Linked DNA regions of Mus musculus: region 2 is linked to region 1. A link is a loop called in an ENCODE intact Hi-C map of the cell type or tissue named here. Cell type or tissue: gastrocnemius. All regions are shown on one strand. Each heading gives the region's core, and the rest is flanking DNA. Links, peaks and the distances in the headings are about the cores only.

Region 1 (14,869 bases), core at 4,692-12,691:
GCTCACCGCCTGGTGATTGGTGCAAAAAGTGGGTTTCTCCCTGTTCCAAAAGACAGCTCCTGTGGATTTCATTTGCAAAGGGATTATGTGTCATTTGTGACGTTTTCTGGTGACCAGATCTGTGTGTGGGAGAGACCTGGGAAGGTCTCAGACAGCCATTTGACCAATTACTCAGTTTGCACGTAGGGGAGGGACATGTGTGAACAGCCGTGTACGATTGGTCTGGGCGCTGAGCAACGGCCTCCAGAGGGGCTTCCTTTCAGAGATTACTCAGGAGAGAGTGGCAGTGAGTGCTGCCCTCCTCTTAGTGGTGGCAATGATGGGCAGACTTCTCAAACTCAGCAAGGGAGGGATGAGGGGTTGCCCAGGAGGTTTGCTTTCAAAGCTTACTGTGCTGCTCTGTTTTAATGTGCATCTCACGCCCACTCGGTAATGTCTCAAGACAGATTGGTTGGTTGTTCGTCCATCAGGACTGTATCCGCTGGCAACGAGGCTTCTTTGGAATATCTTTGGGAAACTAGGTACTTAACTGCAGCGCTAACACATCAGTCTCCCCCCACACCCCTTCCCCACCCTGCCCCTTTCTTGTGCTGTTTGAAGCTGGGTTTTCAGAAGAAGCCATGTGTAGCGCTCTGGGAGATGAGAAGCATTGGTAAGGGTGTGTATCTTTGTGCAGCCAATGCTGTAAACTCTGTTTGTGTTCTGTGTGCCAGGCTGGCTGGCTGAGGTGCTACTCCACGTCTGCAGGATGCTCTCCCCGTCTCTGACCCACATTTTCTTCCTTCACATTTATACACTGGGGATGTAAACTTTACGTATTGTTATATTTCAATCATCGAACCAATATGTAGACATTGTCACAGCAGAATAGTGCTGATGTCTTCGTGGAACACCAGGACTTCCCAAACACCCGTGCAGCTGTAGTCACAGTACCTTCCTGTAAACTCCTGTCCTGGTCTGTTATATTCTACTTTACTCTGGGTTGTCAGTACCATGTTCAAGGAGTCAGAATTTGGTCTTGATGGTTTTTAAACATAAAATAAAACATTTATGTCCTTAATCGTTTGCCTAGGCAGGCTTCTACAAATTGGTATGGTTCTTTTCTCCTAAGAACTGCTAAGGAGCCTGTTTGACCTCCCGAGGTCTGGCTTTCAATTGCCTGTGTGTGGAACCTTGTTAGTTACACAATCAATGCTCTCTTTCAGGTTACTGGGTTAAGGAGCCTGAAAGTCTCTTACTAGGCTTCCCTATGTGGCTCTGCCAGTTTTTATAGTATATATCAGTGTGTAAAAAAATCAAGACCTTTGCCCCATGCCATGAAATACAAGGGAAACCCAAAATACAATGAACATTTTATTTAAAAAAAAAATTCTAACTCACCACTTGATAAAGGTCACCAAGTGTTTATGATACAGGAAATAAATGCCCTGGGATTAGAAAGACAATAATATATGCGTAAAAACATTTAGCCTTCAGAAACCAGTGTTAGGTAACTAGTTCCAAATGCTCAGAAATGGGGCAGGTAACAGATGAAATGTATCAACTTGTGCTAGTGCTGTCCCAGAGAGACAGCACATAAAGACAGCACTGGCTGCCAGTCTGACAGACTAGACAGGCTAATTCACGGCTGTTTTCCTTGCAAGGGGACCAGAAATTTAAAACATCTTTACAATGGTAATGAAGAGGTAATTGACCAACTCTTAAAAGTGGCCTGGCCACAGGACAGTCTGTAAACACAGGAATTTTCCCCCTATATAATACAGCATTGTTTAAAGTTTTCCTGGACTGGGGGGAAGTCCTTAGTGACCCCAAGGGGGTCAGTGCCTTGGCTTGGTTCCCAATATGTCCCTCTTCTACTGATTACAGGGTTCTAATGTTCTTTAAGACCATCAGAGACCACATGGAGCCCACCCAATTTGGGCAAACATGAAGACAATGCATGATTTAAACCTCAACATTGCCAAATACAGGATGAAAGATAAGGGGGTCAGGAATTTAGATTTTTCTCATAACCAGAAGCAATGTGGTCATTTTTTCACACCTGAAAAATCTTGGTAAAACAGTTGAGTGATGGATGAAATCTTTAAAAAGAAAAGGGAAGGTACATTGTCTCATTGACAGCCAGTAGATTTCGACTCCAAAGATGCCACCACGATGCTGCTGCTGGGATCCCTTTGGCTTGAGGAGGAGACAGGGCCTTCTCTTAACCGAAGCTCCGTTTGCAGCGAGCGCCTCATCCCTTGCTTTGTCTTGTAAACAGACTCACCTTTCCTCAGAGTTGCTGTTTTATTGAAGACTTGTCCAGAGCAGGATTGTCACCAAGGTCCACAGTCACATAAGAGTCTTTAGGCAATTCTTGTCTCCTAACTGGCTCCTTTCTTCTCCCATTCCTACAGTACAGACACAAAGCACCCCACCCCACCCCCAAAAGAAAGTTATCCACTGTATCTACCGCCATGTATGTAGAAAAGGGTAAGAAAAATTAACGTCGCTCCAAAGCAGTTACCAACAGAGCTAGCCTCATCCCTAGGAGGAGCACAGCCGAATGCTGTGATTGATTAGTGATGTCTGCAGGGGTGAGGCAGTAGAGGCGTATGCAATTAAATGGATTTAATAGTTCATCATTGGTGAGGGTGGGGGTGTCTGACTTTTTCAGCATCTGCACAGGACAGGAACAAAGAGCAGAGCTTGTCAAAGCCAACACGTCACTCCACTCGAGTTTCTTACTGTACTGAGTTACAGATTAAAGAGCCTTCTCCTTTTGCCCTCGGGGAGAAACTATGTCATGGGGTTAGGTCCTGTTTCTACTTTATTGAGCCTTTTGTCACTGGCTTCTCTGGTTTTGATGTTAGAAACCTTTTGGGTTGGAAACATTTCAGTCACAGCCTGTCCCTGGAATCTACTCCTGAGTGGTGGGGAGGTCGTGGGTGGGGGTGCCCTCAGGCTCACTGGGAAGAACACTTGGTAAATATAAGCACTTTCCTGGTTAATCAGTGGTAAAGCCCGGGCCGGGCCACAAGTGGCATTCTGCTGAGAGCATATCTCTCACTCAGAGCTAGTGCAAAAGCCACAAGGCTTCATCTGCAGCTGAAGAGAGGCCACTCACCTTGGCTTTCTGCAGGACAGTGCCTTTGCCTGTGACCATGACGGAAAGAGGCCTGTTCTTGAGCACAGATGCAGAGTTGACTGGCGTGGAGTCTGGTGGGGGGTTGGGGGTGGCAGCTTTGGGCTGTGGCTGAGAAGGAGAACAAGGACTGGGTCAAATTACTATGTATATAAAACCCACCTCTACCACCCTGTGCCAGGAGGCCCCGTGTAGAGCTCACAGGCCCTCCAGAGCCCAGCACTCACACGAGGGCTCATGTTGTCCAGGTGCGTGGTATCCACAGTGGTGCCCAGGGTCACGGGCCCAGCCTCTGCCTTCTTCAGGTTGTCCTTCACCTCCATGATGCTGAGCTCAAGGTCCACACGCCTGCTCTCCTCCATCCGGCATTCCTCGTCTATTTTCTTCAGTGTCTGCTCCAGCTTGGCCAGGACCCCCTTATCTGTAGAGAGGATAGAGAACCATGCTGGGTAGAGGAAGGTTTCTCTGGGGTTCAAGAAACAAATTATGACGTGGTAGTCTGAGTGAGAATGACGTCCATGGGCTCCTATGTTTGAATGCTTGGTCTCCAGAAGGTGGAACTGTTTGGGAAGGATTAGGAGGTGTGGCCCCGCTGGAGAGAAGGTGTGGCCTTTCTGGAGAGAGGGTGCGTCAGTCATTCTCGGTTAGAATGCTCTCTGTGCTTTGTGGTTCTGTCTCAACTTTGAGCTCTCAGCTACCTCTCCAGTGCCTGCCTGCTGGCTGACACAATCTCCCCACCATGACTCACTATCATGGACTCAACCTCTCCAGAACTATGAGCCCCACCTTACATCCTTTCTTTTATAAATCACCTTGGTCATGGTATTTTTGTCATAAGAATGGAGAAGTCACCAGTGAAACTGCTAACTGAATATATATTAAAAACCCACTGCCCTGTGCACATTAAATGGGTTCACTGCTAGACAAATGGACTCTATCCCGACAACTGAAAAGTAGAGAGACTGTCCCTAAGGTCTTCCTTTGATTGCCATGCCATAGCTTCCCAGGAACCTGTCGGATTTGTCCCCAAACCTGTTAGGCTGGTTGTGCTCGCTAGTGCAACTCTGTGATTTAAATATCAAATGAGATCCAGGTCAAGTAATTCTGAGAGGCCTCAGAGGTCAGTTGCTAGGAAACCTCCCATGAGCCTGAGCCGGCTGAGACTGGAAAATCACCTGGAAGCTCTCCTCTCCGACTTTGTGCACCTAAGACCAGAGCCTGGAAATTAAGAAGTGCACTGCAGGCGTGGTTAGCATAGAGGTGCCTTGGCAGACCAGTCAGCTGACCCAGATCGTCAACCTGAGAACAACCTAAGTACCTGCTGGTGCTGTTGACCCTGTTTCATGGATCCAGGCAGAGACAGCCTCAGACAGGACCAGAAGAAGAGGGTCATTTCTGAGTGAGGGTGAGGGGACTCAGGCCAAAGGATCCAGAGGTAGATGACAAATCCAGGTTCATTCCCTCTCAAAGCCCGTGTGTGTTGAGTGAGACAAAGTTCCACCCTGGCCCTCCATGCAGAGGCCCCCTACCTGTGCATCTCAACAGGGTCTCTTTGAGCTCCCGCTTCTCTCTGCGGAGCTGAGCCAGGTGCCCTCGGATCTCCTCCTTGCTCCTCTCCAGCCTCTCCTTCTCCTCCGTGTACCGCTTTACTTCCGCCTCTGTCCGATTCTTCCCAAGTTTGATCTCTACAGACCAGAGAAGGAACCGGCTTGTGTCAGCAGGGATGGGTGAGGCATGGGGAACACCCATGCTGGATGCCAGCCCTACAGTGATGGGGTGGGATGTGTCCCTCACTTTTGTTGTTGGGGTGGTCCAGGGCAGGTTCCCTCACCTCTGTGAACCCATCCTCTCGTGTGAAAGAAGAGGATCGGGCTGACTCGCTATGTCTAAAGCGCTAAGCCTGGATCTAGTCCATATACCTGCACTGGTCACTCTCAGCTTCTCCTTCACAGGTGGGCTGGCAGCGATGGGGGCAGAAGCCATGGTGTCTGGGCAGTTGGCTGGGAAGGAGATTCTCTGCTGCTCGGCCTGTAGCTTAACCATGGTGATTCGCGGGGTGGGCTCGATAGGCTCTGAAGACTCTTGAACCTCTGGTTGCCTCTGCCAAGACAGATCATACACTGCTCTATGACTGCAGGGCTTGGTGAGGTGGCTGGGTACGGTTGCTGGGATGGCTTGTACCTGCTGCACCTCTGGGTCTCCTGGAGACTCTGTGTGGGGCTCCTCTGGGGTGGTGCCTGGCTTTGGGTCTACTGTGAGGGTCTCAGCTACATCGTCCTGATGTGGCACTGCTGGGAGAGAGGCCTGCGCCTGAGCCTCACTGCTACTGTGCAGGAAGGACTTGACCGGTGTGAGATCCAGGTAGACTCTGTCTGGCTCACTACCACTGTTAGCATCGACAGCAGGGGCGGCTTCCTCGGCAGGCTCCACCTACAGGAAAAAGCCAGGGGTGTTTACTACCTCATTCCCTTGGCTGTAAGGGACCCAGCCTCAGGATTGCCTGTCCCCTCTCATGCTGCAGTTTCTGTGTTGCTTCCTCCCTTCCTACGGAACCCTCTGTGGGGTCCTGGATGGGATGTCAGAGCCCAGAGTCAGAAGGCTCAGAACACAGCATTCTGTGTAAAGAAGGAAGTGACAGGGGGGTCAGGATTGAGGGAGATACAACTACTTCGTTCCAGAACCAGGACCCTGCCACCAGCATGCTCGGCCCGCCTCAGCTACCAACGTAGGCTTTGAAGGCTAATGTGCCAATGCTCCTACCTCACGCTACCCACCATCTATTCTCCACACCCAGCACCGATCAGAGCAAATAACCAAGTATTGTTTACTAGATAGGTCTCCAGTTAGGTGAGTCTCATGCACACAACCCTATGCACAAAGGGTGGCCCAGTAGGTGACTGGGAACTGCTGGTCTTGGGGACAGTCTGACTGTCTGTGATCATACCCCCTCACCTCCAACCCCATCCCCAGTCCAAGTGCTCACCACGGCTATCAGCTCTGATACCTCCACATCATCATACAGATCGTCCTGGCAATCCCGGCTGGGCAGGCCATCGATGTATGTGTTGGGCTCTGAGAACTTTCTCTGCATCAGTCTATAAGACATATGTGGGTGAAAAATGCATCCAGGTCCCCATAGAACCCCAGCCACTTCAAAGAATGCAGACTCAAAGCCCTGGGTTACATAGGCCTGAGATAAATGCCTGTCTCCTCCCAGCCATGGCCATCTCGTTTGTTCAGAACTCTTGGGTCTAGATTTCCCCTCCAGAGAAAACAAGCTTCCCTAAGCTAATCCCTCCTCAGAGTCCTCCAGTCATCTTCTAAGGGTTCTTCCCTTTCATTAGAGTACCAGCCACAAGATTCCAGAACATTTCACCCCCACGGTGCACCCGGGGCACCTCAGATAAGATGCATCCCCATTTTGTACATTAGGGAACAGGCCCCATTTCAGGGACCAAGCTGGCTCCTGACTGGCAGCACCTCTTTATCCAAGACACTCCTGCCCATCTATAAAGTGAAAGCACCTACCTTGCCCTGAATCTCCCAGAGTGCACTGGAGACCCAGTGAGGAATCCAGGGGAAGTCATGAAAGGTGCCTACTCAGTGCTTGGGAGCTAGAGAGCATCTAACGGTAACAGACCCTGGGGCTAAGCTCTGTTCTGGGTCTCCCGAGGATGGGCCATGTGGCTTCAGGGCCCCTGCTTTGCACTCCCCTACTGCAGGAACAAGAGGACTCGACTGACCCTGAGCTCCCAGTGGGCATGCTGCCCTACTACCCACCAGGTCTAGAAGCAAGGCTGGATTAAAAGACACACAAGGAAAGGCCTCTTCTTACTCACAAGAGAGAGGTTTTGGCCGCACTCACAATACAGGAAACCCTTTCAGCATCCACATAGTCGTAGGTGAGCTCTTCCGGGTCAGTCTTGGAGCCCGACTCTGAGAGCAGGAGGCCTAGCCAGTGGCCCATCTCCTCTGAAGACTTGGCCTAGGAGAAGGACATGCAGAGTCTCGAATAAGGAAGGCATGCTATCCTGGCCAATCCCTCCCTCTAGGCCAGGATAGCTCACTCCGGTCCCTGCCATCAAGTATGAGACCTGTTCAGGGCACCCTCAGTTTTACCAGCACATTGTGTCCCCGAGCGAACCTAAATAGCATTTTCTGGCAGTGGCACCTCCTTTTTGTCACCATAGTGACACCTCAGTGACACTCCAGACATCGGTGGGGAGCATCACATGAGACTGTAGACGTGAGTTTCTAGAAGCTAATAGTTACATTCTCAAGGTTTAAAAAAAAAAAAGATTATCAAGAGCTATCGATCAGGAGGTGCTAAAACTGTTGGTTACTGAATAACTGTATACATTGTAGGTAGACTCTTCCATAGACAGTAATTGTCCCTTTTATCATCTTAACCCATGCATGGGAGAGTGCTGAGACACTTCCATGTTCAGGTTTTATTTTATGACACCAATAAAGTTGAAGAATCTGAAAGACCTGATACAAGAGCAAGAAATCCTGATTTACTGAGTCCCAGCAAATCTGGTGTTTCCTTTTGGGGGGGAGGGGTGCATCCCAATCAACTGTAGGCACTGAACGTTTCTATTCAAATGTCAATATTATGTCTTGCCTTTGTGACAAGAAAATAGAATTGTATAAAAGCCATAGGCTTATTTTTATGAGCAAAACTAGCTACCTCTCTGGTCCCAGGCCGCTCAGTCCTACCATCCTTCTGGAGATACAGCTACAAACCAAACTCAACTTTCTGTTGGTGCCGCACTCGTCCTCAGTTTCTTATTGACTGGATTTGGAAATACCTAGGAGACACACCTCTGGGCAGGTTTGGTGTTTGGTTTGTTTGTTTTTTCAAGACAGAGTTCCTCTGTGTAGCCCTGGCTGTCCTGGAACTTACTCTGTAGACCAGGCTGGCCTCAAACTAATAGAGATCCTCCTGTCTCTACCTCCCAAGTGCCAGGATTAAAGGTGTACACCACCACTGCCCAGCCCCTGGGCATGTTCATGAGGATGTTTCCATATAGATTTATATGAAGAGAGGAAAAGCCCCTGGAACCATCCTGACAGACCCCGGGCCTGCGCTGAATGAGAAAGAGCACCAAGCTGAGGCCAGTATGCACCTGTTTTCTGACTGCAGATACAAGGTGTTACCATCATCCTCTGTCGGAGGATGGGCTGTAACTGTTACCATGCCTTCCTCTGTCGGATGATGGGCTGTGTGTATTTCTTAAAGCCAAGGGCCAAGCCAGTTTCTCCTCTGAGTTGTTTTCTGTCAGGCACTTATTCACAGCCACAGGAAAAAGAATACAGATTTCCTTTCTCCTTTGATTTCCAATTGGATTTCTCAGTACTGCTTTTTAGAGACCTCTTCCAGGCCACCGCTCCTACACTGGGCAAGTGCAGCAGCTTCCTGGTGGTCTAGGTCACCTTCACCGTGCCCTAGTCCTTCCCTGAAACTGTAACTAAACAACTAATTGTGTCACCAGATGTCATCACACTGCCAAAATAGAAAATAAGTTCTGTGAAGACAGACACAAGTTCTCTCCCTCATCCAAGGAGTTGGCTAATGCGAAATGAGTGGATGGACCTGTCTGTGTGAGGCCATTGTTGGTGTGGACGGTTTAGTCACTAGGGGGCAGCATTGGAGCGGACTTGGAAGGCCGGTGGCTAAAGTCCTAAGTGGACAGGAGTTAATGGGCAAGTGCTTGCTTGTGTGTAGGACCTCAGCCCCGCCTGTGGGGTTCCTAGCAAGCTTGTATTATGTCATCTCTTGTTTTTGTAACTTTAACAGTGCATGAAACCAAAAGGCAGGGAGAGGCCGAAATGTAATTGTATCGCAGAGCAAGTCCTGATCTCAGATAAATTCCAGCAGCCCTCATTTCTGTGAACCGGGCCTCTGGGTTCTTGTGGCTGGTAACATACACAGTAAATAGCACGCCTTTTGAGTTTCAGACTCTGCTCTGGCACCATGGGGGCTAAAAGTACTCCCGGAGTGCCCTGTACAGAAAGAAGCCTGTGGTCCCACCCCTGTGACAAAGCCACCCATCCTGAGGTCTGAACAAGAATGGACATTTTTTTTAAAAGCATAAACAGCTGTAGATAATGGAGATAAAAGCCACTGGTCCTCTCTTAGTGGGATCGTGGTCCTCAGTACTTCAGTTGACAGCCAAGAGACCGCCCGCCCTTGGCTGTCCGTCCTTCCTGCCTGCCCCACAGTCAGTGTACCTCAAGCTTGGCTAGCTCCTCGCCGTTGTGGAGAATACGGAAGGAATACAGGTGGTCGGGGCTAGGATCTGGAAGCACGTCACAGCCCACCAGGCTGAGGGGCTGCTGGGCCACCTTGCTCCGGTTCCGGTCCTGGTAGAAGTGCAGGTGGCTGTCTCTAACGAAGCACCAGCGTGACTTCCATTGACTGTTCACCAGCACATTCAGGTAGCCTGCAGAAGGACATGCAGACAGGAGGAGGAGGAGGTCACAGGAGACATGCATCCGCAGAGAACAACTCTTCTAACGGGACATTCTTCAGCAGGGATGTGGCTACAGGGGGACCTAGAAGACCACAGGGTCTAGGGGTGGCACTACCACTGGGTCTCTTTGGGTGTCACCCATTTCGGAACCTGTCATATGTCATCGCAGAGATGACATCTGTCAATCTCAGAGTATATTATTTTCTTCCTGGCACTCCAGGGCAGGGCAGTATAGCTATCCCAGTTCTTGGCAAAAGTATGGCTGGAGGAAAGTGGGCTTTGTCCTCTATTAGCCTGGGACTGGTGAGTATTTGTACAGCATACGGGTCCTCTACCAGACCTCACCTCCAGGCCTCTCGGTTCCAGCAGGCAACCCCCTACGTCTGGTCTCAAGTCAAATCTCCTGGCTCTAGAGTCAAACCTGCTGCCTCAAGTTTTCTTACTTCCCTGATACGTGGTCCAGACATTACCCACAACACCCAACCCTCCTCTTTCCTCCTGAGCAGGTGCGTCTATGTCTTCTCTAGCCCTGACTCAGTTTACCTGCTGTTAGAACATGTAGGGCCTACTGCAGCAAAGCTCTGCTTCAGTGCCAACCTCCTCTGCTGGACACATGCCTTTCCAGGACCTAGGACTGGAGCTTTTAGCCTTTTGACTGGGGACCCCATTTCCCCCCTGTAGCACCCAGAAGCTATAGCACCAGGGTATACCCAGGATACATCCTTTCTCATTCACGGATTGTTCAGCTTCTCCACGTTTATTGAACTGCTGCCATATACCAATGGAGCCTTGTCCCCAGGCAACAAAGATGAGCAAAACCTGGCCTCTAGGCTTCCTGCACACCTAGAGGAGATGCGTAATGGGCTGTCTCCTCTCTGAGCCTAACCTTCTCAAATACACAGGCTTATGAAGTAGAGCTGCTCAGTTCTAAGTGATTGGCAGCATCTCTGAGTCCTCGACAGCTAAGCAGGCAGTGAAGCAGATTAGACAGCCCCATACAGAGCTGGTCTCCTGATAGACAGTGGGGCTCACATACATTTCTACACCACATTGAAAAGACATCAAAGCTGAGGATCCAGAGAGCAGAAGCTAAAGTCCAAACAGATGCTCCTGTGCCTATCACAGCCCCAGAGACGTTTAGATCAGGTGAAGTGAGAGCTAAGTCCCTGGGTGTCTGTTCTCACTGTCACAGCCTCCGGGAAGGAGGCTATGCATGAAGATAAAACAGTTCCATGAGCAATCCAGTCACATCCCAGTGTGCACTAGGACCAGTCTCCCAGGCTGTACACTCTGCTTCCTGAGGCGGCAGTGACAGGCAGAAGTAGGCCACACCCTAGCCTGGGAAGCAGAAGGCTCCAAAGAAAAGCCTTGTCTTCTACCCTGCCTTCCTCAAGCAACAGGAGAACCAGGGGCTCAGGAGAGAGCCCGGGAGTGGGGTCGAGAAAAAGGCCCAGAGGTGAGCAAGGTGGAGGTGGGGGTGGCTTCCAGGCCCAGAGAGGATTGCAGCCCAAGGTCCAACCTTGGAATTAAGAGGTTCCATACCAGGATATTTTCTAGGCCTGGCCTGTCTCCCTCCTGACCTCAGTTCCTTCAAGTATGAGTGAGAGGAGGGATGACCAGTGAGAATCTACCCGCACCTACACCTGCCCTCAGAACCTGCTGCCCAGGCTTCCCACCGCCCCCTACCCGGTCTCACCTGTCCCTGTCTCAGAGGTTTTTCCTCCAGCTCTAACACATGTACTTACTCAGTTCCCATCTACCCTCCAAGGTCAAGGCCATAAAGCCACCTCTGATCATGGGATAAGAAAGGTTCTCCATGCCCAGATCCTAATAGCCATGAGGACAGTCAATCCTGTTTGTGCAGGTGCAGGACTGTGCCTTCCACCCACCTGTTCCAGCACCGCCTGCCCCACGCCACGGTGCACTTAAGAGAACACTGATACAAGCCCCCCAGCACTCGGGAGGCAGAGGCAGGAGGATTTCTGAGTTCGCAGCCAGCCTGATCTACAAAGTGAGTTCCAGGACAGCCAGGGCTATACAGAGAAACCCTGTCTCGAAAAACCAAAAAAAAAAAAAAAAAAGAGAGAGAGAGAGAGAGAGAGAACACTGATACCAACAACCACTTATCCCTCGCTTCCTCCAAGGACCCAACACTGTAGCAGGACAGAACCTGGCAAAGCATAAAGAACAACCCACAGCAGGGACAAACCCAAACCCCAGTTCTGTGTGCTCTCCAGCCTCAGAATCCTCTGCCTTTGCTAGGGCTCGACACACAGGGAAGAATCCCAGGGTCCCGGTGATCGCTTCGGGACTTACTGGATGTCTCAAGGGATCTCTCCGGGGGCTCCAGCGAGGTAGATTTCTTCCTGCCCAGGTTCATAAGGTTGCTCAGCTTGAGGCCAGCAGAGCATTTCTTCTTGACTGTCAAGATGAGAGAGAAAGCTCTCAGTGTTGGACATAGTCTACCCACAGGCAGACTCACCCCCCACCTACACTCAAGTGCACACATGTGTACAGGTACACACATGTATACAGGTACACATGCACATATACATACATCTCCCCCCACATGAGGATTGGCGGGCCAAGTCAGCTATTCCCAAAGTCATACACTCAAGGGGATACACAGGCATCTCTGTAGGTAATACTGGGATATTCATAAATCATGTGGCCTCAAAGAGATTTGAGACAGGACTGGGAAAGAAGGGCTTGAAGGATGTTCTCTTCCCTAGCCTGTGGCAAACCTGAACCGAACTCTTTTTGTTCGCTTTAAAGTTATGTTAGAATCAGCTACCTGTCGTTCCCCTTCCCCACCTCCCGCCCCCCAATTAGGGTTGAGCCTGATAGCCATGGCTCACACCGTACAATAGTATTGCTCTCTCAATCATGAGGTAGAGGGCCATAGCCTGGTTACCATCTTTGGTCTCTGGGATCTCAGGGTGGCCGTTGATGGTGATCCCGTACTCCGCTGCTGACAGGTACTTCTCAGCTATGTCTGGCTGTGGACAACAAAGAAACGGACGGGTATCACCTTCCGGGAATGGTTCCCTGGAGCACTAAAATTTCAAGGCAAACAGGTGGCTCTCGTGAGCATATCAGAGACACCCAACCAAACCTCTACCAGGCAGAATCAAGGTCACCGGGCAAGCTTTCTTTTGGGGCTCTCCAGAGCACCTACCATCTCCTTCCTGAGATCCACATGCCCCCACCCTCAGAGTACCTTCCCTACCTAATCCTGCTTGCAAGTGCTCCAAATGGCTGTTGGAGCTGATACGACAGTAGGTCCAAGGGTGATAGAAAGCTGCACCTGCAGGAGGGACCCTTGTCCTCACCTAGTGGGACAGGAGCGCAATCTCATTCCTATTGGCAGCTGAACAATGGGCAAGGCCCTAAAGACGCTGTCCTGTGGCTGGGCTGAGGGGGTTGCCACGTGGCCTCCAGCCTCCGAGAGAATAAAAGATCACACCCCCACCCCCACTCCTTGCTTAAGCATTCTATGAGTCCTCTTGCTTTCTGCCTTGCCAGTGCTGGGGACACAGATGAGATACCACGCCCCTGTTATTGCTGTGCCCATGCCCAGGCTTCCTGTTTGCTGACACTTGGGAATTAGGAAGGGTGACCCACAGGTGACTATACTAAGTCCCGCTTCCTAGATCCTTAACAACCCAAGCTCCCCATAGCTCTGAGCCAGGAAACTCCCTGGAGCCATCTGTGGGGATCAGCATCAGGATTGCTCCACCTGGAGGCTCGGGATTCTAGGATAAGAGTGCCAGCCTTGTAAAATACATCTCCAGTGTAAGACTATAGTCATTCATTCTATGCAAGAATATAGAGGGTAGCCACGATGCAGGATCAGCCTAGGCTCCATCAACAGGTGACTGAAGAAAATGTGGGGTATAATAAACACTATGGAGTTTTATTCCGGCACGAAGAGAATGAAAGCAAGTCGTCTGCAGGAAGATCAGAGGTCGGCACATGGAGAAAACAAGTCAGACTCATGAAGACAAACACTGCATGGACCCCTCAGTGTTACACAGTTACATAATTTGTATGTGACATGCATCAGGGGAATAGGAGAGTGGAGGGGACCAGCAGGATGGCAAGGAGCGATACACTGTGTGCAAAATCAATACTATGTATGCAAATGTCTTTTGGAACCCATTGCTACACCCAGTGAACTTAGTCCTCTAAAGGTTTATATATATGAAAAAGAACACGGGGCAAAGTGAGTTTTGCTTTAATAACATTTCCCCCCTAAGTAAGACAACAGTTAGGTCTGGGACCCTTCCATCCATTTTCCTGACAAGCTCACTTCCTGCTTACCCAAGCCTTGTGTGTTTCTTATTAATTGGGCTGAAGGACAAGAACGAGGCTTTCAATTTTACACTTCCATGTTTTACCAAGAAGATACAGAATTGGACCCTCCCTCTGAACAGTGGGAGCCTTACTTTCTGACAGTTGAGGCGCTGGGCATCTGGTGTGTACTGGTTTCCCTCTGAGGCTCCTTCAGAAGGCAGGCCACTCACCTCCTGGATGACCTGGACCAAAGAAGCACTGTGAGTTGAGGCCAGGTCTTTGCATGGCCTTGCTGCCCAGCCCCACAGCAGGGGAGACAGAACCTCAGAACCAAAATCCCTGTACCCTAGTCACAGCCTGCAAGTGTTCCAAGGACAGCTATCCATTTCTATGCTTCCCTGCAGGACCCCCCAATATCTGGGGGTGTTCAGGAGTCTCTATATCAAGGCCCATAGATGGCAGAGCAGCCATCCCTGGCTCTGTCAGCCACCTTTCTGCCACCATGAGGGCAGGGATGCTGTCCTGTGGTGAGCATACACTTGCTGGGTGCTTGCCTGACTTTCCAGGGCTGTGGGCCCACTCTGGAGTCTCCACACCATTTGGAAACAGGCTTGGATACTGCTTTGGTCTGATGCAAACTCTGCACACTTGCTGGCCACCAGCCACCAGCCACAGGCCATCTCACCTGCTCTAGAAAGGACCTGTTTTACTGGTACTTGGTGCGGAGCCTGAGGACACTCAGGTCAGGGGTGGCTCTGACCTCACTAAGCATCTATGCAACTCTCTTCTGAGCCCAGGGCCACCTGGAGGATTCCCAGAGGAGGAAAAGAGTGAGGGACGACAGACAGGTGTGTGTGTGTGTGTGTGTGTGTGTGTGTGTCTTCACGTGTGAGTGTACTTCAAGGACCCTCCATTTTTTTCAGTCTCTACCTACAACAGTTTGTGGAAGTAACTTTGAAATCAGAGGCGACAA
Region 2 (14,869 bases), core at 2,461-10,460, 110 kb after region 1:
GAAACCTTAGGGACCAACATCAAGGTGGCTTATCTCATGGAGAATTGAATTAGCACAAGTGGAAAGAAGCATTTTAGTTATTAAAGTATCACTAAACGTGCAAGGTAACTCATCTCATTTCCTAGACCTTTGACTGCCTCCCACTGGCCCAGCCCCAGGAGGCCCCAGGAAGCTGGAGACCGTGTCTTCTCCTCACAGAAGTGAGTAGACTCCCGTATACTCCAGAAAGTACGAATGCAGAGTTGTGTGGCTAACTAAAGTGCTTTCAAGATATGCTTTTAAAACCTTGGTACTGAAGGCAGAAAGAAGCAATAGAGAAACAATCCATGGATCTTGAGAGTCGAAGGGCCCCCGTGAAGAGCCAGAGTGGGGCTCTGTGTCCACCGAGTCGGGGGCTGATTCCCTCCGGTTTCACTTTTCTTCCTAAGGTGAGTTTTGTGCCCCATCCTTGCATGTGCCATCTGGAGAAGAACAAAGGAGGCTGTGGGCGAAGCCGCCCCATCTACCACCCTGCTTGGCAGCTACACCACAGTGAGTTCAACACAGGACTCCAGAACCACCTGCAAAACCAGAGAGCCATCTGCGAACTCCAGAGGATCAACAGAGAATTTGCTAAGCCCAGTAGAGGAATTGCAGCCGGGACTGTCTCAAGCTCCACCTCAGCGATGAGGTAGACACTGTTTTCACCAGTCAGCATGTGATGTTCACCTCTTAAGACAGCAGTGCCAATGAGCCATAAAGTATGTGCCTAGAACAGCAAACATGCATTTCCCTGTCACAGTTCTAGAGAACAGCAGCCATGTTGACTGATGTCCTCGTGGGCAACGCAAGTGTTACGGCTCAGAGGAGAAAGGTATCCTGGTAGTCAGGAACCAGGACCACAAAGTCACAGGCACAAGGAACCTCACACAGGAGATTTAGGAAGGAGTAGAGTGGCTGCCTCTTCTCTGGTAAGAAGCAGGAGGTGGGCTTTATATAGAATTTCAGGGGGTGGGGGTGGGGGGAGGCGGATGCTTTCCAGGGCGGCCTGGGATTGGTTGAAGTTTTGTGGTCTGCTCTTGTGGCAAGCTGATCTTTGTGGTTGTTAGAATAGTCTGGAGGGTGGAGCCTGGCTACTGGCACCTCAAGGGGCTTGCAGGCAAGGATCTGGGGGAAGAACCATCCTGACCTACAGACTTTCTGGTGGGTCCTGGTGTTCCTTGGTTTGAGGGGAACCTCCAATCTCTGCTTGATGTCACATGGCCTCTCTGAGGCCACCTCTGGTTTCTTGTCTCTTCTAAGACAGTCTCAGGGCCACTCTAACCTGATCTCATCTCTACCTTTCTCTAATGTTATCTTCAGAGTTCCTTGTTCCAGTTAAGGCATAGCGGCCAGGTGGACTCATCTCCCGAGAGACATTACTCCAACCTGCTGCCGGTGCTTAGCTATAGAGAATCAACAACAAAAGCAACCACTGTCACATGAGAGGTTAAGGTTGTAGCTTGGTTAGCAGAGCACCTGCCTAGCATTCATGAGGCCCTGGGTTTGATCCCTAGTGCCATATAAACTAGACACGGTGCATGCCTGAAATCCAAGGACTCAGGTTGCAGAGGCAAGAGGACCTTGCCTACATAACAAGTTGAAGTCCAGTTTTGGCTACATGCATTTCAGAGGTTTAGTCCATTATCATCAAGACAGGGAGCATGGTGGCATGCAGGCAGATATGGTGTTGGGGAAGTAGCTGAGAGTTCTTCAACTGGATCTGAAGTCAGCAGGAAGAGAGAGCCACTGGGCCCGACTTGGGGTCTTGAAACCTCATTAACACACTTCCTCTGCAGGGCGAGGTGACGCTCACCTTTAATCCCAGCACTCAGGAGGCAGAGGCAGGCAGATTTCTGATCTGAGTTCTAGGCCAGCCTGGTCTATAGAGTGAGTTCCTGGACAGCCAGGGCTATACAGAGAAACCCTGTCTCAAAACAAACAAACAAACAAACATCACACTTCCTCCAACAAATCCACACCTACTCCAACAAGGCCACACCTACTCCAACAAGGCCACACCCTCTCCAACAAAGCCACGCCCACTCCAAGGCCACGCCCACCCCAACAAGGTCACACCTAACCAAGGCCACGCCCACTCCAACAAGGCCATACCTCCTAATCCTTTCAAATAGTGGCACTCTTTGTCAACCAAGCATTCAAATATAAGAGCCCATGGGGCTGTTCCTATTCAACCTATCACAAGATGTTTTTTTAAGTGTGCTTTCTATCGATATGATGGAGCTCAGGGAGGAAGGGGTTTCAGATGGTTTCCATTTCTCTGTCACAGTCAGTCATTGAGGGAATTCAGGGCAGGAACTCAGACAGGAACTTAGAGGCAGGAACCGGATCTTAGCTCATGGAGGAGCACTGCTTATCGGCTTTCTCCAAAGGCCTGCTCATCTTGCTTGCTTCTATAGCCTGGACCCATTTGCTAAGGTATGGCACCACCCACAGGGGCCCTTCTCTATCAACTAGCAATCAGGAAAATGTCCTACTGACAGGCGCACAGGCCATTCTGAGGGAGCTGATTCTTCAGTTGAAGGTTCCCATTCCCAGGTGGGTCAAGTTGACAACCGAAACCAACTGTACCAGGCAGCATACAGGGAGAGCCATGTGATTAAAATACAACTAGTGTCAGCAGGCTTGTCACCAAACTTGGGGAAACAGTCTAAGAAGCCAGGACTGGCTACTATCTTCAGTCAGTCAGAACAGAAAACAGTAAAGTCCAGGAAAAGGAAATTTGTTCAATGGTGACACACTGGAAGGAGGACAATTATTCAGTGCCCCTCTTCCATTTTCTGGGTTCTAAAGTTAAGAGTCAAGCAGAGGGCTGTGAATATGCCCAAGCAGTCTAGGCCAAGGTATGGTCCTGCCCACGACTGACCTGTGGTTGTCTGGGCTCTAGTCTCTCCTGCAAGTTCTAGAAGGCAAGTGTTCCATGCTGTCCCCCTACCCCACCCCACCCCAGCAGGCACACACCAGCTTCAGCCTATTCTTTCTCCTAGCGTGGGATTCCTGGGAGAAGTTTCAGCGTTTTGGGGTGCAATGTTTCAATAGTCTGATCCTCAGACTGGGAGGACACTCGTGCCTCTTTAGAACACTTTCATCAGACCAGTTATGGTTTTATGTTTTATCAGTGCACACCTCATGGGGAGTAGACTAATAAATCCATACATATGGTATATATGGGTTCTTTGTCTGCATGTACATCTATCTGCACACCAGAAGCCAGCATCAGACAGTGTAACTCTTCTGACCCTTCCTTTAGAAGTGTATGTTTCAGGACAAAAGAGGAAGCAAAGAACCTGCATTTTCTGTGCCGGCGTCGGCTCACTGTAGAACAAAATGTTATTTATGGCCAGGCTCCACCTTGCTAGTCTTTGAGAAGACTTTCCTTCTATCCTTTAGAAACCACATGCTTAACTCTGTGGAGATCCCAGAGAGCTGGGGATGCCTCAAGCTGGCACGTTCCATGCCTTCAATCCCAGCACACAGGAAGCAGAGACAGGTGAATCTCTGAGTTCAAGGCCAGCCTTGACTATATAGCAAGTTCCAGACCAACCATGTTACACAGTAAGACACAGTAAAACAAAACAAAATTAAAAAACAAGCAAGCAAACAAACAAACAAGCTATCCAGACTTAGGATGGGACTAGAATCCCACTGCCAAGCCTAACTGGAGTAATCCACATAGAAGATCCAGTTTAGTAGCTGGGGCTCTGTAGACCCCCCCCTCACCCCAACCACAAATGTCACCTGCTGATGTCATGGAATCTCACACCACAAGATTCAGCATCCTCTGTCCCTTGAGTTGGCGTCTCAGCAGGTCTGGGTAGGCCTGGAAGCTTCTGGAAGGCCCTGTGCTGCCACCAGATCCCATGGACATGTTATGAGATGGACAACCCTACACCCTGCTGGACCCACGCAGAACCAGCTCCACTGAGGGGAAGGGAGAGGTTCCCAAGCCAGATTTTCTTTTTATTGATGGGAAGAGCTGAGTTAAGAAAAGGTGGGGGCCAGTATGCAGCAGCAGGGGACAGCACAAATAAATACAGAAAGCCCTCTCCAGGGCCTGCTATTGTGTTCTGAACAATGGCAGACTCTGGAGAGCATATTTGTCCAGTCGAGAGTGGAAAGGAAAAGATGTGATTATAGGACTCCTTCCCCGTGTCTCTTACTAACTCTGCTGTACCCTAAGTTCTGTAGCCCGAGAGGGGCAGCTCCTCAGAGTCTGGGCCTCAGATGGGAAGAGAAGGAACTAGGTGTGGTTATCAATTTGGGGCTCTGAAATTCTTGTCACTGCTCTTCAGCCGCACTGGGCTTTCCCAAAAGTTGCCAGCCTCAGAGTCCCCACCCTTCCTTGTTGCTTCCTAGCCTACAATGGACTGCATCCAGCAGAGCAGGGCTGGTAGCCACACCCAGACAAGGCTGTCTGGCTCGGGGACTCGGGGAGGGGTGAGGGGTGGGAAGCCCTGTCCAGCAATGGGCAGGAGGGGCAGAGCAGGCTGGTAGCATTTTTGTTTTTGCTTTTTAGACTGTTGGAGACTTTCATACATGCATATAATGTGTTTTGATCAAATCTATTGCCCTTCTGACTACTCAAATTCCTCTCCTACCTCCTGAGCACTTTCTTCTCCCAACTTCTTGTGCTGTGTTCTCTTTTCTCTTGAACCCAGCAAGGTCACTTACATGTTGTCTGTATGTGCACAAGTTCAAGACCATCTACTGGAGCCTCTTAGGACCCACAACTGCCAATAGCTCCTCAAATGGGGTTGGACTTAGCAAGCATCTCCCCGGCTTTTAGCCAGCTTGAGGTTGGTAGGTCTTGAGTGTAGACCTAGCTGTCATGTGCGTCAGGTCTGGCAGCTTTCTTGAGCTGAGGAAATTTCCAAACATTGGCTTTTCGGCCTTGAGCTGCTTAGAAGGGAACCACTCACTCAGTTGTTAAGATCTTTCAGAAATCACCACCATCTCCCATGGTGGCGTTGGTATCCGTGGGGTGGGAAGCACTTCTGGGTACCTCCTGTCTGCACAGTGCTGCCTGGCAGGTCATCCTGGGGAGAGCTGCATAGAGGCAGAGCTTCAGACTAGAGAGGCTGGCCTTCAAGCCTAGGTCCCCACGCCAACCACCAAGTGATACTGAATACGACAATCTTTCTGGGTCTGTTTCCTTTTCTAAAAGAGAAGTAGTGTAAGGATCAATATAAGAGATAGACTATGCTCAGCTCAGGGCTGGGCGGGTCTCCATCTTTACTACATTGCTGGCTGTCTGCTAGCAAACAATGTCTGATGTCTCATTTTGTACCATGCTGGGTCTTGTCCTACTTTGAAGCAGGTATTAATAATAATAATTAATTTTTTATAGAAATGGAAATTGAGGCCTAGCGAAGTTAAGCAAATCTTCATTAGCTGTGCAGCCAATAACTGGTGGAGCTAGAACTCAAACCCAGGCTGTCAGACTCTGCACTCAGCTCTGAGATACTTTCTGTTCTAGTGACTCTTAATCACCAAGAACCTCGATCTTAGACTACTGGGGAATGAGGGCCGCTGTTCTGGAAGTGGATAAGAGGTGGTGGGCATGCTTTAATAGTCGGATCTTCGTCTATATGTGAGAAAGAGGGAAGAGCTCACAACAGAAAGGAAAATCCTCACATGGTCATCTAGGAAAGGACCAGACCTTACCCGTGGGCACAGGATGATCCTCCGAACCACTGTCAACATTGGTAGTTCATCCAGACCTGCTCACAAAAGATCACCACAGCTGAGCACACAGTCTGTTGATATTTCCTCGTAGGAGGGGCAGGAAGGCATTGAGCTGCACTGGGACCCTCCTCCATGTATCCAGCCACTCCTACCAACCGGGTACACTTTTGCTCTAATTGCAGGTAGTCTGAGGGAGAGAGTGTCGCATAAAGATGAGAAGGACTGGGGAGGGTGATTCATCTCTGTGGCCATGGAGGAATCAATTCATGCCGTGTGCAGACCTTCCTCATGTGTGGCTGTTTCAAGGCCACCCATGATCCTCCCCCTAAGCCACCCATTGCTCTAGAAGCCAAATAAATTCATTGGTTTCTCAGTGTGAACTTGGTGGACTCATACCAGGGTGTCACTGGAAGAGTAGTAAGGAAGAGTAGGCGTTATTCATATCTCCCCTGGAAAAGATTTTAGCAACATCCACAACCAGCCACGCCCACGACCAGCCACGCCCACAGCCAGCCACGCCCAGCACAATTTCCCAGGCCCACCAGAGACTCTTATCGTTCAGTGCGGTCTCTTCACGTGTAGTTCTCGTGAGCGTGATGACTCTTGGTTTGCTGCCTTCACCATCCCTTCATACAGCTCACTTTAAACTCTCCAGGGAAGCCATAGCAACCCAGAGAGCTTGTGGCTCTCTCACTTCTACATGGCTAACCACTCTTTGTAAATATCACTGGTGTTTCCTGAGCAGTTAGTGTGCCGGGCGCTGTACTACGTGCTCGGCATGTTATCATAACCTGGACGGGCTTCTCATTACTTTGTCCATTCTGCTGATGAGCAAATTAGGTTGGCTGTTATGCGAGTTCTGGTAACCTGAAGCTAGACTGCCTGACATTCAGCAGAGAGCTCACTAGATTTCAACCACAGAGCATAAGCATGCAGAGCTAACGAGGCAACCATTCTTAGCACTGTGCACCTTAGTTGATCATCGGTGTGCCAAGAACTGCCAGAGTAAGGTAAGCTGGCCATCAGGACAGGCTCATGCCAAGGATGTAAACAAGCGTGGCCTCATCTTTCATAAGGTGAGTGGAGTCCACAGGAAATTTGCACTGGTAACTCAGAATGGATGGGGGCTGACTTTGCAGAGCTGACTGTGGGCACAGCCTCCATTTCTTGGTGGGAGGCTCCCTCCTTGAAGAGTTGGACACTGGGAGAAAACACGGTGTGGCTGGAGGAGGAGAGGTTAGGGATCGAAGCATGGTGTGAAGGGAGAGGGAAGTTGCTCTTGCCTGGCCAGTGCCTTCTATGCATCCTTCTCTGTGTGGTGAACTCAAGGAAGGAGTCAGCTTCAACTTAAAGGTGGCCCCCAAAGCCAACTGCCACAAGGAGGTCATGGCAAGAACCACAGATGACCCCTGGTGGTGAAGCTAGGGACAGACACAGGAGCTGGTGGAAGCAGAGCTGAGTAGGTGGCAGACTGGAGGCTGGGCCTCCTCACACATTCTCTAGCAGCAGCAAACGGGCCATGCCAACTGCCTTGGTGAACAGCCTGCCTCTGCCTTCCATGTGAATCCTGGAGGGACCGCCACAGTGAGTTAGAGGCTCAGAGCAGCCATCTGAAACATAGACTAAGCCGAAGCTTCTGGCAGTGAAGCTAAGTGAATTGGAATCTAGCTTTTCTTCACACAAGGGTTGATGATAAAGTGGGGGATTGGAAGAAGCCCACCCAACCACCATGCTCTCGGTGACTGCCACGGCCCATTTGTTCTAGCTGACTGAGATGGCCCATGCTCTAGGTGACAGAGATGACCTATGCTCACAATGGCTCATAAAGTCTTACCCTCAAATCCAAAAGATGGGACTGTCTGTCGTTGCTGTGCCTCAGACAGAATTCAACTTCAGTTCTAGCTGTAGTGTAAGAGGGCTACTAGACATTTTTTGTGGGGGTCAGTCTTGAATCCAGGGCTTTTCACATGCACACTGCCACTGAGTATTCTTAGTTGATAATATATCACCCGTCAAGTTGGTCCTACTGGCCTGAATTGTTGAATAAACGACTGGGAAATATGTGTTACTTAATACATGTCCTGGCACTGAGGAATACAATGGAAAAATACCAGGTGGGATGGAGAGACGGTTCAGTGGTTAAGAGCACGTACTGCTTTTGCAGTTCCTAGAACCCCCTTCAGGCAGCTTACAGCGGCCTGGAACTCTCCATCCCGGGGATCTAAGGTGGAGTACAACGCAACAGGCTTGCGCATGCGCACAATATACAATTTAAATCTGCTGTGTTTGCAGTTTCACTCTTTGCTCTGATTCCTGGAAGTTTGGCTCATACTTTTAAAAATAGGGTGAAACTTCAAAAAGACCAAGAAACAAATGAGCGCTGGTGCGCTCAGGGCAGAAGCACGTAGCTTTATTTATGGAGTACAGGGTGGAGAGTGGAGCGGGCTGTCCGCAACAGAGGCAGCTGGGAACACGCAGCTCAGCGGCCACAGTGCCTGCAGGCGGAGCCCTCCTCTGTACCTCAATACCAGGTGCTCAGCACTGGCACACATCAACTCATTTCCACAGGGAACACGACACAGCTTCTCAAGACTTCCGGACATTTGCTTTCGTTTAGCCACAAGGGGAGGGAACCAAGGTGAATGGGCAGTCTTTCATCAGGGACAGAAATCCCGTGAACCATTCTTCAAGGAAATTCGATGTAGGGTCTTTGGCATCTCATGGAAAGCTTTCACATTCACCACCAGACATATTTGTTAGAGGACCCCCTCTACCTCCCCCATCAATTCCATGAACAACTGTCTCCTCTTCCATAAGGTAAAATGCCTGTGTGTATGGTCATAACCGTTTTGAACCTGGTATCCTTAGGCTCATCTCTTTCCATCTTTCACCCTGGGAAGCGATTCAAAGGACTGCCACTCTCGGGAGAGACTCAGAAAAGAATTTTATTTAGTGATAACTGCCATTCAATTACATTAAGCTTCCGGGAGAACAAGTGGACTCTGCTGAAGTTTACTGTGCACACATTGTCTGCTGAGAAAGCTTCCATTCGAAACAGCCATTTGTCTCCTTCTTGGTGAGTTTGCTGCAACATTAAACACTCACGAGTGAGGGCTATCCACTGCCCATTGTCACTGTCTCCTTCTGCTTGTGGGTAGAAAATGCAAACAGTAACCCTGTAGATGCCGAAGGCTTGTTCTCCCGTTCCAGTGGACATGGGTGCTCCTTCCCTGTCCATTGCCACCGGAAGACACATCACTGCAAATCCGAAACCCTGACCATCTATTTCTGCATAGAAAGTTCTTCAAAGGGGGGCACAAAACAGTGAACTTCAAGCATACAAAGCCCTGGTTTGTCTAACAACAGAAAAAAAAAATGCAACTCAAAACCGAGGCGGGCACAGAAAGTACAGATTGAAGAGTTACTAGAAATCTCCCCAGAGCCAGAGTTCATGGAGAGCACAGCTTGGAGCCACTCCTGCTCCTGCGACATGCCCTGGACTGCCACTCCAAGTTTGCTTGAGATTTTTTTATTTTCTCTTTTAACAAAGACTCAAAGGAAGTTAATTTGAATTCTTTTAAACTTGAGAAAGCAGATATATCTGACAGCATCATTGGTGAAGCAATCTTTAAAAAAAAGACGTTTGCTTCAAAGTAAAGTAGTCTGTTTCAGAAATGTCTCCAGCTGAACCTTTCCATGCTGGAGGTGACAGACAGTGGATAGAGAATGAAATGACGGGTGAGGCTGTGTCTCGGGAGAGAAGAGGAGAGGAGGCTCGGGCTGGAGGCAACAGAATCAGGACTTGGAGATAACAGAGAACAGGACAGATAGAAAACTCCCCCCTTACCCCTTTATTTTGCACCTTATTACCCATTAACTCCAGTTTTTCTCCTTGAGGTTTAGAGAACAGGCAGTTCGTATTTAGTTGTTGAAGGAGTCATAGTAAAAATATTTCATAACAAACTCTACACTAGTATGAAAATGCAGAGCTAGCTGTTTTCAAAGGCTTTTCATCTCTCTAATAGGTCGCACAGGAAGACGATGTGAGAGCCTGGACTCTCTTGGAGAAGTTTTGAAGAAAACACTGAGACTCCCAGGTGGCCACAGAAGCCTCTTTCAGGCTATGCAATCTGTATCAAGTCGCAAGTAGGTCAAATGCTAGAAAAATATAGCCCTTAATATACGCACCAAGTCCCCCCTGCGTAGGATCCTCCCCCCAAGTGAATGAGTGCTTTGATTTTTTTTTAGCAATTGAAATTTTCCTGTGTCCAGCAGGGTGGAGTCGAGTGAAGAACACCGCTCTCCCATGCTGTGGTCAATCATGTGGAGCCTTTAATGTCACGGACATTGTGTCTGGCAGTTAGGACCAGACCATCTTCAGCACATCCTCCTGGCTGGAACCTTCTGCCAGGGAACGGAGCGATACTCCAGACTTTCCAGCTCTCCTTCCGCCTCCCCCAGAGCAGCAGGATTCTTACTGGTGTTGTCTAGCCATACATTTTTTGCTTGATACAATTTGGACTACTATGCTAATACGGAATGTTATTTTTTTTGTTTGTTTCTTTGTTTGTTTTTTTTCCCAGTTTAGATGGAGAACTGAGTTCAAATAGTCAAGGAGGCAGGGTTTCGTTATTGCAAGAATTTAAAAGTTCATTCTTCAAATATTATAATCCTAGGCAGGTCCTTTAGCTTACGGCTCTCTGTAACTTAAAGAGGAAGACTGTCTCCTCCTCCTCCCCTGCAGCTGAACTTTCCTATGTCAGGATAAAGCCACTATAAATTTATAAAGAGCAGGTACGGAACCTTAGCAACCACCCCTGTTTCCTGAATACTTCAATTTTCCTAATCTGCATCATTGTGAGAAATAGCATTAACCAGTAAGAAGCATGGAGGGTCATGCTATCACCACACTGGATAAATAAAGTCTCCCACCAGGTCACCATGTCTGCTGACTGTGAACACTGAATACACCAGACTCCCCATCCTGTATGCTGCCAGGGTAACGTGAGAACCACGTTATACAGGCCTGGTGCTGAGGGAGCCAGTGATGAGTAGGGTAGCTAGAGAAAAACAATGAGAACATGGGAAGAAGCCGGAGACATGCAGGGAACCCATTTTTGCAATCTGTCTCCCCAAGAGGCGTGAGATCCATATACCTAGGCCAGCAGTCCAGTCCTCTTGCAGAGTGTACTAACAGATACACTTGCGAGACTAGTTCTCAGACTTAACTCTCTTACAGAAATGTAGCAGAGTAACCCAAAGAAGTGTGTCACGAGCTACAGGCTCTCATCACGGGCTGGGAATCTGTTGCTCTGTGTTACTGCAGGTGTGGCAGACAGCTGGTCGCTTTAGTCCTTCAGAAGGAATTTCTGCATTTTGTGCTGAGTGGTCATTGGGGGTGAATCCAAGTGCTTTACCACTTGGTTTTAACTCATATCCACGGCAGGAGAATCAGTGTGATCTAGCTTCTTTCCTGAGACTCTGGGGACCCTACCCCAACTCACACCAGTCCTCATGATGTGGCCTTTTCCACACATTTTAGGGAAAGAATTGCATTCCAATTCACACTGAGAGTCACAGAGTATGGAAGGGCTCTGGTGAGACGCGCTGAGCCCTAAACTAGCCTGGCCTTCCTTCCAGGGTTCTCAGTTTGAATCCAGCATGAGTCTCTACAGCTCAAAGAACAGGCTGGTCTCTAAGCACCCTCCCTGAACCTCACTTCTCCATCTCTGGGTCACGTGCTCTTGTGCAAATGACCTTCAAAGCCACAGCCCAGTATGGGCAACACTCAAGCAGAGATTACAAAGCACATCGAGACTCACAGATCTGCTCTGGGTGAGTTACACACAGACGTGAACACACGCGGGCTTGTCCATCAGGCCGAGTGAAAGCAGTCTACTTCAGAAAAACAAGTCTCCCCTTAGTCTCTACCCTTAGTCAAAACCAGCACGGGCTTGACCTGACCCATCAGATGCCAGGCAGACAGACAGACAGACAGACAGACACTGAGGAGGAGATCTTGTGATGTGGTAGGGCATAGAATTTTCTTCTCTAAGAGATACATGATTCATGGGCAAAAAAAATCACCTATCAGCAGCTGGGCCAATCTGGAAACTCTTTTTGTCTTTCCTTTCTTTGGAAAGGTGGACACACAGTTCCTATCAATTTATAGGGGAAAGGGCTGAACACAGTCTCAGAAGCAGGAAAAGCTTTCAGGGAGGGAGGTTCCTTCATTCCTTTTTCCTTTTCCATTGTCTTAATTGTTTTTCCCCTCTAGCAGCTGGCCAGCCAGGTCTCAGCACACACAGGAGCTTGTCCAAATCATTTAGCCACGCACTTAGAACTACCTGTTCCCTGACGGACTTCCATCTCCCTCGGAGCCCAGGCAGAGCTGAGGGAGACGGCCAAGGACAGGCAAAGTAGCTGCTACCCGATCAGTGCAGGCCCCTGGATTCCTTCTCTGCCACAGTACTACATAATAAATAGATTCATATGTCAGGACTCCCAGCATCCCCTCCGTGTGGCTTCCTAAGGGCACTTGCTGACTCTTACCAACACAGGCAGCACTAAGTCAGACATGGGTTAAAGGGGAAAGTGAAAAGGAGAAAGAAGCCCCACAGAGTCACGTGAAAAGGTCCCATGTGGACGTTACTGCTGAATTTGGGAACATAGAAATTCTACCCCGTCGTTGCTTGGCAAGGGTTACTGTTGCTTGGCCCAGGATGTGGCTCGTGGGTGCTGAGATCAGACTTGCCCTTGGCGTTGCTGCCTGGAGACGGTGGTGAACAAATTCTCTGATCAGTTCTGGGCCTTAGCATAATGTTCTACGCACCACCGCCACTGAGAGTTCGTTTCCTGATTGTCGTTTACTCGAGGGACTTAGAAGAGTTTAGCTTTTTTCTTCATGTCGTTGCGTCTCCAAAGAGGTAACTTGTCAAATTCCTGTATGGACATCCCAAAGATCTCCCAAAATACTTCTGGGGCTAAGTGGCGCTGGGAAGAGAGAAGCAAGAGGTTGTTAGTCCTAACGGCCACGCCAATGAACATCAGATGCCTTTTCCAATTTACGAATGTAGCCAGCCTTCCATAGTCCTGGCTTCTGCATCGCCAATCCAATCCATTTAGATAAAAAGTATCCTTCCCAAACTGCCTCTGACTTACACATGTACAGACTGTTTCCCTGGTCATTTTGCCCCAAACAACACGGTTCTGCAAGTATGGACGGCTCCTTTCGGTTCCACTAGGCATCATATGTCATCTAAAGATGGTTTAAAGCATAAGGGAGGGTGTGCAGAGACAATGTATAAAGAACGTATCACTTTCTGCACCTGCAGACTTTGTCGGCTGTTGGGGGGGGCGGTGTCCTGAAATCCATTCCCTGCAGAAACTCAGAGACACTAACATCATCCTGAAGAGCCAGTCAGACTGGGGAGAGAGGCGGCTCTCTCTGGGGCTTGTTTCCTGGGCACAGCCAGGTAGTGTCCTCCACCAGAGGAAACACCTGGCAGACTACTGCCAATGTGGTTCACTGCAGAGCTGGGCTAGTGATCGGGCACAGGAAGGTGACTTGCGGTGCTGGATGTGACAGCATCACTTCAGGTCCTTGAGATGTTGAAAAATGGACCCAAGTGACGGTCAAAGAGAAAAGGACTTCCAGGGTGTTTCCTGGGAGAGCTCCAGAGCTTCCCCCTGGCCCAGTAACAGGAGAGAAGGATTTTTATCTCCCATTGATTTTTCCTCCCGTCAAGCCCATTTTAACACTAGGATAGCCTGAGCTAGCCCGATCTCTCCCACAAAAGCGCTGTGTTGTGTCATGGAAAGAAACTTCATTCTTCCTGAGATGGGCAGATGGAGGTTCCTTAACTAAAAAGTGATTCAGATGGAAAGGCACAAACAAGGGTCTCCCGCGCCTAAGGAAGCCCTGCATACGTTTACTGAGATAACCCCTGAGAACAAGGAAGGCAGAAACAGCCAAAGAAGAAACATGTCCAGCACAAACCTAGAATCCTGTGGGCTTTCCTCTCAGTGGACTCAGATAACCCCATGACAGATCTGGGGATATCTCAGGAGTGATGGAGATGCTCACGCTGCATCCAGCCCTAATAACACCAGCATCCGATTTCCAGAAATGTGGTGAACCACACTGTGTCTCTGAGGCCACTATAAATCTTATACACTGACCTTACTACAGGCTTAGATGGAAGCGTGCTTAAATGTAAGGGCACATGCCTTACCACTGGCCTCTCTGAAGCCAGAGACAGCCTGCCTCGGTGCTGAGTGTGGAAGCATCCTTCTAGTCTCTCTTCACTGCATGTACTTTGAGAATGGGCCCTGTCCTTCCTCTCGCTGCACCACTTGGTGTCTAAGGAAACACCGAGTGCTAAAGGGACCAGTGACTAGATGCCATAATCTCCATCTCTTAGTGTTAGTTCCTCGGAGAGTCTCAAGGTTTTAGTTAGTTTCCCAGTCCACCTACAATATGAGACTTGAAAAGAACTCACTACTTTAGGGACTGGAGACATGGCTCAGCAGTGAAGAGCACTGAATGCTCTTCAAGAGGACCCGTGTTCAATTCCTAGAACATACACGGCAGCTCACAGCTGTCTGTAACTCCAAATTCCAGGTGATCCAACACCTTCATACAGCATACATGTAGGCAAAACACCAGTGTATATAAAATAAAAATGAATAATTAAGGGCTGGAGAGATGGATCAGTGGTTAGAGCACTGAAGGTCCTGAGTTCAAATCCCAGCAACCACATGGTGGCTCACAGCCATTTGTAATGAGATCTGACCCCCTCTGAAGGTGTCTGAAGACAGCTACAGTGTATTTACATATAATAAATAAATAAATCTTTTAAAAAATGAATAATTAAAAAACCCACTACTTTAGGTTTCCTCTGGAAAAAATACATTTATAATTTTTTAGAGGCATGCTGGTGTATGTGTGCATTTGTGTGTGTGTGTGTGTGTGTGTGTGTGTGTGTGTGTGTGTGTGTGTGTGTGCGCGCACGCACCAGCACAAGGATCTTCATTTGATGTCACATTTTTGCCTTGCTTACCTCTAGCCGGGTTCTATCCACATCTCTCAGGATTTTGTTGCGCCCTCTGTTGGTCACCATGAGCATCTCATATGGAAATATCT

The links. Hi-C counts contacts between places; a loop is a spot of excess contacts. Peaks named below come from ENCODE experiments on the same cell type or tissue, not always from the same donor. Only the 100,000 strongest peaks of a DNase experiment are listed, where the experiment ranks them.
Region 2: a loop joins it to region 1, with 6 times the contacts of the local background. A loop is called at or near these places in 32 of 42 quality-filtered maps.

The regions. Positions count from the first base shown.
Region 1 is chr19:56,911,019-56,925,887 of GRCm38, forward strand. Afap1l2 (actin filament associated protein 1-like 2) reads right to left here. Exons shown (of 19, transcript NM_001177797.1): 8 at 14,049-14,138; 9 at 12,515-12,599; 10 at 11,917-12,021; 11 at 9,359-9,570; 12 at 6,964-7,109; 13 at 6,108-6,219; 14 at 5,306-5,554; 15 at 5,044-5,224; 16 at 4,654-4,809; 17 at 3,352-3,545; 18 at 3,107-3,235; 19 at 1,336-2,390. The coding sequence ends at 2,364. It overlaps Vwa2 (von Willebrand factor A domain containing 2), which reads left to right. Exons shown (of 14, transcript NM_172840.2): 14 at 1-1,060. Among named protein-coding and RNA genes, the nearest start is that of Vwa2, 44 kb to the left of the region's middle. In gastrocnemius, for the core only: a CTCF peak has its summit at 8,763 (motif pointing right); a DNase peak (open chromatin) is centred at 8,776; H3K27ac peaks cover 681 bases.
Region 2 is chr19:57,024,621-57,039,489 of GRCm38, forward strand. Ablim1 (actin-binding LIM protein 1) reads right to left here. Exons shown (of 26, transcript NM_178688.4): 25 at 14,787-14,867; 26 at 8,113-12,717. The coding sequence ends at 12,604. It also overlaps a transcript of Afap1l2 not described here. Among named protein-coding and RNA genes, the nearest start is that of Afap1l2, 23 kb to the left of the region's middle. In gastrocnemius, for the core only: CTCF peaks have their summits at 3,962 and 7,141 (motif pointing left); a DNase peak (open chromatin) is centred at 7,160; H3K27ac peaks cover 3,902 bases.